Regions from separate parts of the Homo sapiens genome. Here region 2 is linked to region 1. Evidence: read pairs that join two places in POLR2A ChIA-PET (ENCODE). Cell type or tissue: PC-9. All regions are shown on one strand. Each heading gives the region's core, and the rest is flanking DNA. Links, peaks and the distances in the headings are about the cores only. Region 1 overlaps CTIF (cap binding complex dependent translation initiation factor). Region 2 overlaps CTIF (cap binding complex dependent translation initiation factor).

Region 1 (4,388 bases), core at 323-4,322:
TCTCTGGGTTGTTTGGGAAAGTCTGCATGAAGCCAAAAACCACATTGTGCGAGAGGCCCTCTTGCAAACGGCCTGCTGGGTTTTCTCAAGGAAGTCAGGGAAGGAGTTTCTCATCTTACTTGTCCCTCCCAGTTGCTGGAACGCAGAGAGCACAGGAAGGGCCTTGGTGGCTGCAGACCATGTCCTGTCCTCCCCACACACACCTGCTTGGTTGCTGGCTTTTGAGAGTGGATTCTCAGACCCTTCGGGGTGAAGGGATGGTGGAGGATGCTCCCTCAGCCTCCCTTGGATGGGGCACACAGCTGAAGGCCCCACCTGCTGCTCTGTGTCAGAACAAGGGTCTGGCCTGCCTCTTCCAGGGGGCCCTTGGCACAACTCCACAGGCTTCCTCCCTGGGGCCCCGTCAGTGCCATTGCCCTCCCGGGCTCTCCATGCTTCAGGGTGACCAATGGCTGCCCAGAAATCCCTACTGAACTTGCCTTTAGTGGGTATCATCCCAAGGGAAGAACCTTTCCAGTCTTGTCTATCTTGGCCTAAATGACCTGTCCTATGTCCCATTTCTTCAGGGCTCTGATTTCCTAAGAGACAGCTCATTTTGGGGATAAACGAATCCCTGCCAGTACGGAGAGGGCCGACTAGCTCTCTCATTTATGTATGTTCTATTTGGGATCGCCAGGAGACAACAGCTTCACTTAGCTCAAACACAGATCTCAAAAATTAGCGGCATCTTGAACAGTGACTTGGACACTCATGTTCCCAGCAGCATTACTGACAATAGCAAGAGGCGGAACAACCCAAGTGTTCACTGAAAGATGAATAAATAAACAAGTGGTAAATCCATACAAGGGGAATATCACCCAGTCTTAAAAAGGAAGGCCATTGAGACACATGCCACAACACGGACGAGCCCCGAAGACATTATGCTAAGTGAAATAAGTCAGGCACAGAAGAACAAACACTGTATGATTCCACTTCTATGAGGTCCCTAGAGTAGTCAAATTCATACAGACAGGGAGCAGAATGGTGGGTGCCAGGAACTGGGAAGAGGGAGGATGGGGAGTGTTTCATGGGGACAGAGTTTCAGCTGGGGAAGGTGAAACAGTTCTGGAGATGGACGGTGGGGATGGTTGCCCAACAGTGTGAATACGCTTAATGCCAAAGAAGTGCACCCTTAAAAATGGTTAAAATGGGCCGGGCACGGTGGCTCACGCCTGTAATCCCAGCACTTTGGGAGGTCGAGACGGGTGGATCACGATGTCAAGAGATCAAGATCAACCTGGCCAACATGGTGAAACCCCGTCTCTATTAAAAATACAAAAATTAGCTGGGTGTGGTGGTGCGGGCCTGTAGTCCCAGCTACTCGGGAGGCTGAGGCAGGAGAATTGCTTGAACCCAGGAGGCAGAGGTTGCAGTGAGCTGAGATCGTGCCACTGCATTCCAGCCTGGCGATAGAGTGAAACTCTGTCTCAAAAAAAAAAAAAAAAAAAAAAGTTTAAAATGGTAAGCTTTACATAATGTTATATGTATATGTATGTATTTATTAACCAATAAAAAATGGTTTTTAAAAAAATGGCAGGCTGAGCGGGGTGGCTCATGCCTGTAATCCTAGCACTTTGGGAGGCCAAGGTGGGTGGATCACTTGAGTCCAGGAGTTTAAGACCAGCCTGGACAACATGGCAAAACCCCATCTCTACTAAAAATACAAAAATTTGCCAGGCATGGTGGCAGACGCCTGTAATTCTAGCTACTTGGGATGCTGAGGCAGGAGAATCGCTTGAACCCAGGTCGCAGAGGTTGCAGTGAGCCGAGATCTCACGACTGCACTCCTGCCTGACCGACAGAGTAAGACTCTGTCTCAAAAAAAAAAAAAAAAAAAAAAAAGGCATTGGTAGGAGCAGGCACCCTCTGTGTGGGCAGGACTGTCCCTCTCCTCTGCTGTCACCTCTGGAAGACGAGCTGCATCCATGAAGGAGACCAGCCTGCTCTACCTGGGGGTCAGAGGCCCTGGGGTCGGGGGAGGAGCAGCCCACTCATCAGAGTCTCTGGCACTGACGGGGATGTGGGCGGGCTGGGGCAGGCAAGCCTCCCGTGCCCTCGAACGGCAAAATGTGTTTCTTGGACAAGAATCCAAGGCAATTGTGCGAGCCCACACAGTGTTTGTTCGGAAGCGAATGCATTCCTGTCCTATTGTCTCTGGCGGAGACTTGTTGTGGGCACGCCCATCATATCCTCCCTCAGGGAGAAACCAAGGTGCTCCAGTCAGGCTGTGGCTGTGGGAGGCCCCACAGCAGCCAGGGAGAAAGGCAGCCTGGTGGGAGTCTCCTGGAGTCCCTGGGGGAAGGGCCACGGGCACAGGCAGGCTGCCCAAGGCATGCCCAGGATGTAACCAGGCTGGTAGCTTGGGATGCCACCCTGCAGGGAGGGAAAGGGGGTGCTGAGAACTCATGGGGCAGCCTCGCTGTGCAGGGAGGGATGAGCACTGGCAATCCCAACATCTTGCCTTGCTAGTGAGGGGTGCAGTGTCCATCCAAGCCGGGCTGGCCAGCCCACCTTGACCACCTCAGCTCACCCACAGCACAGCCTTCTACTGTGGGAGAGCAAACCCAAGCCACCTAATGCAGCTGCAGAAAAAGCTCAGCCCAGCCCCTGCCTGGAGGAGCCTCCTTCCTTTGGTAGCGACTGGAGGTGGCCACAGGGGCAGCCATGAGGGAGCCAAAGTGGGAGGTTTGCAGAGGGCTGTGATTGGCGGGAGAACAAAGCCAGCCTGGGAGCTGAGGTTGGCTGGCTGGGCCGGTGGATGAGCCAGGGCTGTGGGGGGACAAGCTGAAGGTGTGGAAAGAATTGTAGGGCAGGAGAGAGGGAAACAAAGAAGAAAAGATAGTGACGGGTAAAGGCCGTGGTGGCGGAGGAAGCCACAGAAATGGGCACACATGCTGACAGTGGAGACAAAGGGGACAGGGGGAAGAATGAGGCAGAGTCAGAAGAACCACACCTGCAGGGCTCTAGGATGGTTGCCACCTACACGTCAGGAGTACCCTCCGGGACAGCTGGCCCATCCACCCTGTGCCTCTGCGGGACCTGGACCTGTACCTACAGCCAAACCTGGAGGACAGCCCAGGGACTGTGCCTATGGTAATGACGAGTCATCAAGAAAAGGGCCAATTATGTCTAGGTCTCCGTTCAGGGAGGCAGGGAAGTAGATAATCTATCCAAGAAAGGCTATCATCAAAAATGGGCATCAGGCTTGGAGTCAGAAGACCTGCTACACACTAAGACCAGCCCCTGGCATGCCACTTAATCACTCTGCATCTCAGCTTCCTCACCTGAGAACAGGGATAGTATCTGCCTAGGATTGTTTGGAGAGTCAATTGAAATAACGTATGTGAAAGAGCTTTGATAAGTGCAAAGCTTGATTCAAACGTAAGGTGTTATTATTGTTATGATGTTTCTATCTTTATAAACATGTATCTTCCCTGAAGATCTCAACATGCTTTGTATGCACCATTCCTTTTACCCTCATGACACTCCTGTGGAGACAGGGAAAGGCCACAGGTATTATCATATCTGCTTAATTGGTAGAGAAACTGAGGCTCAGTAGTTAAGTGGCTTGCACAACCCAGACAGACAGCAGGTCTAAGTGGAAATGGAAGGTGCTGGAGAGTCCTGGATCTGTGCTCTCTCCTTTACGGAATGATATTAATTTCCCACATTAGCTAATTCTTATTTTGCTGGTTGGAGCTCATAATTTTTTTTTTTTTTTTTTTTTGAGACGGAGTCTTGCTCTGTCACCAGGCTGGAATGCAGTAGCGTGATCTCGGCTCACTGCAACCTCTGCTTCCCGGGTTCAAGCGATTCTCCTGCCTCAGCCTCCTGAGGAGCTGGGACTACAGGCACGCACCACCACGACCAGCTAATTTTTGTATTTTTAGTAGAGATGGGGTTTCACCATGTTGGCCGGGATGGTCTCCATCTCTTGACCTCGTGATTTGCCTGCCTCAGCCTCCCAAAGTGCTGGTATTACAGGTGTGAGCCACCATGTCCGGCTGGAGCTCATAATTTTTAATTGTGTTGACTGGTGACAGGTCAACCTGAGCCTTCACAAAATTGAACTGATTTTACCTATTCTTTGTCTGTATTGGCCACTACCTATCCCTCCATCCACTCATCCACCCTTTTATCCATCTGTCTACTTGCCTACTCATCCATCCATCCATCCATCCACCCATCCATTCTTTCATTCATCTATCTATCCATCCATCCATCCTTTCATCCATGTATCTATCCATCCATCCATCCATTCATCCTTTCATCCATCTACTCACCTACTCATCCATCCATCCATCCATCCATCCGCCCATCTATCCATCCTTTCATCCATCTATCTACTC
Region 2 (4,388 bases), core at 245-4,244, 100 kb after region 1:
TGAGCTGCATGTGGGCCGCCACCCTGTTGGCTCCAGTGCAGGCCCTTCCCCTGCCCAGCGTACCTCTCTACTTCTGGCTACAGGCCCTCCATGCAAGCCTGCCTACTGGGGTTTCCCAAGTTTCTTAGCCAGGAACCTACTGGGGAGCTTGCTGGGGCAGAAGATGGGGCGCTGGAGGCTCAGCACCAGTTGGCAAGCTGGCCGATGGTGGCTTCCTCATCCATCATAGTTTATTCTTGATTCATTGAAAACCACGTTTGAGCTAACGAATGAAGAATATTGCTTCTCAGGCTGGCCTCTCCCCTGAGATCTGGGTAGAGCCACATACCAGCTTTGGAGTCTTCCTTTGCAATCCTAAAATCTGATCAAACTCTGGTGTATTTGTTACGTGTCGGGGCTCAGGTAGCCACAAAGCAACATAACATATGGTTCCCGCCCTTGGGGATCTTAAAATCTAGCGGCAAAATTGCTATGTCTACTCAAAGAACCATCTACGACAGCATGTGGCGAGACATGGGGTCTGGTGAGTTCTCGGGGTGAGGTTAGGGAGGGCTTCCTGGAGGACGTGAGGTAGTGGAAGGACCCACATAACTGAGAGGAATACCCTTAAAAAGGAGAAGAGTAGAGACACCAGCAGTGGTTGCAGGTGGGATGGAGACAGAGAAGTAGTGGGGATGGGAGGATCCCCCTAAGACTGCAGGGGAACTCAGCTCCCTCCTGGGTCAGGGGCCAGGGGGCTGGACTTGGCATTTTTGACCCAGACCTTCAAAGTCTCTGTTTCTGGATGAAGAGACCATGCCACACTGAGGCCTCTCCCCTCCATCCTGCTATGTGGCCGTGACTATCATCTTGCCACGCTCTGACCTGAAACCTTTGGTGACAATGCTCCCTCTCACCTAATTCCTGACTCCTCCTGGCCAGCCTGGACCTCCTGTCTACCAGGCAAGAGCTAGAGAGGTGGTGCCACCATCATAGTGCCGCATCTGCTTGTCCCTGCGCCTGATCTTCCCCATCCATCAAGACCCTCCCCACACGTTCTCACTTCAATCAGTATGCACGGAGTACTTCATCAGGCCAGCAAGCTGTGACCCTGGTGTCCCAAACATAAGCATCTCAGAGGAGGGCAGCACAAGAGAGACACTTTTCAAGAGGGAAAGTGTGGAGCCTGGGGCACCTCTGAGAGCAGGCAGGTGTCATGGGTGTGCCTGGGGGCTGGAAAACAGGTAACAGCCCAAGCTAAAAGTGCTGACCACAGGATGATGATAAACCTTGTCCAGCCCTTCTTGGGGAAAGGCCCCTACGTGAAGCAAAGATGGCCCCACAGATGGGACACAGAGGAGCCGGTTGGGCTTCCTGGGCTGTGGAGCCTCCAGGCTCTTGGCGGAGAACGCCGCCAGCCGCCTCACTCCATTAGGCCTCACAGCCCAGCCACCCTTCTGGGACTGCCTCCTCCACTCATGACTTAATTACTGACAGGTTCGCTTGTCCCTGAAGGGCTGTTTTTCCATCCTGGGAAGGAGAGGAAATGTGAAACGGAGTTAGCTGGAGTAGGGCCTCCCCTGGGCCACGTTTTTGAGCCAGGGCTGGTGGAACTGATGGGGCCATGGTGAGACGTTATCACAGAGAGGACTCCTCAAGGCTTCATGCATAGTGGAACCCCCAGCCCAGCCATCTTGGGACATGGCTCCCCAGCAGATAGTTTCTTTGTCTAGAACCTTCCAAAATACAAGGGACTTGTAGCAGGACGCTGATAACCTTCACATTAAACACCACTCAGCTAGGAGACAGCCCGTGTATTCTGGGACAAGGACCTGCTCTCCTAGTTCCCAAATGCTGAGGTCCTGAGGCTTAGAGCAGTGAGTTAAAAGTCAATGAAAGGCTTTCCCTTATGATAAAAGACAACTAGTACATTTAGAAGGAATGATGGAATTAGAAAATCATTTGGCAACCACCATAAGAACAATTGTTTCAAGCAAGAATCATCAATGGAAGTCAGTGGATGAAAGTTTTGAAGAAAAACAGAACATTGGCGTAGCCTCTAAATATCTCCCCAAAGATATTTCTTAATTACAAAGGGAAAACTTGTAACTTTACAGTGGAGAAACTTGGCAGTCACCACCTTTGCCAGGTAATCATAGTTAACATCACCAGGCAGGGGATTAAAGAACAGCACGTACCTCCTGACATGGTGCACTGGGAAGGTCACATCACTACAGTGCCTATAACCCAAGTCCAATCATGAAGAAATGCCAGAGAAACCGACGCTGAGGGACCTTCTACAAAAATAACTGGTCACTCTTTAAAAAAAGGCCAATGTCATGAAATACAGAGACTTAAGAACTGCCCCAGGTTGGCTGGGCACAGTGGCTCATGCCTGTAATCCCAGCACTTTGGGAGGCCGAGGCAGGCGGATCACATGGTCAGGAGATCGAGACCATCCTAGCTAACACGGTGAAACCCTGTCTCTACTAAAAATACAAAAAATTAGCCGGGTGTGGTGGTGTGCACCTATAGTCCCAGCTGCTGGGAAGGCTGAGGCAGGAGAATGGCATGAATCCGGGAGGCGGAGCTTGCAGTGAGCCAAGATTGCGCCACTGCACTCCAGCCTGGGCAACAGCGTGAGACTCCACCTCAAAAGAAAAAAAAAAAAAGAAGAAGAAAGAACTGCCCCAGGATAAAAGATACTAACAAGTCATGACAATCGAATGCAGCCCACAGTCTAGGATCGATCGCTGGAGAAATATGAATAAGGTCTACAGACTCAATTACAGTATCGTATCTATATCAGTTTCCTGATTTTGAGAATTGTATTGTGGTTATGAAAAAAAGTCTTTGTTTTAAAGAAACACACTGTGAAATATTTAGCAGTAAAAGGGCATCATTTTGGCAACTTACTTTCAGACGGGTCAGAAAAAAATGTATACGAGAGAGAGAAGGATAAAATGTTAACATCACAGGAAACTGGGTGATGGATATATAAGAATTCTTTGTACTATTCCTGCAACTTTTCTGAGAGTCTGAAATTTTGTCAGAATCAAAAGTTTTTAAAAATAAGCAGGATTTAGTTAAAAGGGAGGAGGGAAGAGGCCATTCGAGAAGAAATGCCAATCTCAACAAAGGCTTGGTGGCAATTTTTCTTAAGTCAATTTCTTACGCACCAGGCAAACCAAATGAAATACAATAAAATTGACACAAGGGGGTCCTGCTGCACCTAGCAGGAGGTGAAACTGCAGAGACCCCTCACCGTAGGATGGCGCTACCAGGGTTGAACACAGAGCTCATTGTGCATCTGTGTACTTGGAACCAATAGAATCCCTAATGGAACTTGAGTGTCTGGGCACAGTCTGAAGGGTGGCCAAACCCTCCCACATCTTGGGGAACTTGGGAGGGCCTGTGTACCAGCACTCACCATAAGCAAGTCAGTTTGACCTTCTGGAAAGCACTTGTGGTCAAATTTCTCAAAGTACGCCCCTCCTCTCAGGGGTGGGCCTATAAGGCACTTACCAGGAGACTTAGCCCCTCAACGGGAGGGAAAAGGATGAATTCTCATTATTCTTATTTTTACCTTCATGAAAACTGGGGCAGTTTAGAGGGCTGCCACAGCTGAATCTTGCTTGACTCTTTGGGATTTGAGAATTCCTCTCACCATAATAGTTTCTCTTGGAAACACTCTTAAGTGTTAAAAAAAAAATTGTTATTTTTGGTACTACCAGATAAAGAAGTTATTTTATGTCAAATACAGTTTTTAGATTGATATGTTATTGGAAGTGAATTACAAGGTTTGTGTTTAACCCGATCTTTAATAACATTTATGAATACAGGCAAAATTTAGCCTTCTGCCAATTATCAAGTGATGCATTCTTCTTCATTTATTGTAAACGAGTTGTAAAAGCAAAAGCATGATTTTCTACAAAGAAATTTCAAAATGACATATTACCATTACACTGTGGCTTTGGCATCAGTACACACTAAACTGCAGGCTAAAGTTTGACTATATAAGGCATAAAAAGAAACAAAAAGCAAAAACTGATTTCATGGCCCGCTGTTTGGAATTCTTGAATTTTATGTTTTTCTAAAAAAATGAAAGTCAACTGGTTTGATTTTGTAATATTCTTGCTTTGTTTCTAAATGCTGAGACCCGAGAGTTTTTAGGAAGTGCTTCTGTCCAAATTGCACGACGTGAGTGAGGAGGGCCTTGGCTCCGTGTGGACACAGAGTCAGATGGGTGTTGGGCTCTGTCTGCCTCCAGCCCGGGGTTGTGAAGCTCTGCAAGCTGCAGGAGCTGCCACACGAGAACTCTGACCAGATGAATGAGGCTTGCAGATCCGGCCAGAGCACCCTGAGGCATATGTGCAGAATTATTACCACTTACGTGTTCCTCATGAACC

What was found. ChIA-PET counts read pairs that join two places held together with the same protein. Peaks named below come from ENCODE experiments on the same cell type or tissue, not always from the same donor. Only the 100,000 strongest peaks of a DNase experiment are listed, where the experiment ranks them.
Region 2: POLR2A ChIA-PET joins it to region 1 with 7 read pairs; 2 of 35 experiments call an interaction of 5 or more read pairs at or near these places.

The regions. Positions count from the first base shown.
Region 1 is chr18:48,846,685-48,851,072 of GRCh38, reverse strand. The region is part of intron 10 of CTIF (cap binding complex dependent translation initiation factor); the gene reads right to left. Among named protein-coding and RNA genes, the nearest start is that of CTIF-AS1, 7.0 kb to the right of the region's middle. In PC-9, for the core only: no CTCF peak of the experiment used is centred there; no DNase peak of the experiment used is centred there.
Region 2 is chr18:48,743,086-48,747,473 of GRCh38, reverse strand. The region is part of intron 7 of CTIF (cap binding complex dependent translation initiation factor); the gene reads right to left. Among named protein-coding and RNA genes, the nearest start is that of MIR4743, 75 kb to the right of the region's middle. In PC-9, for the core only: no CTCF peak of the experiment used is centred there; a DNase peak (open chromatin) is centred at 2,673.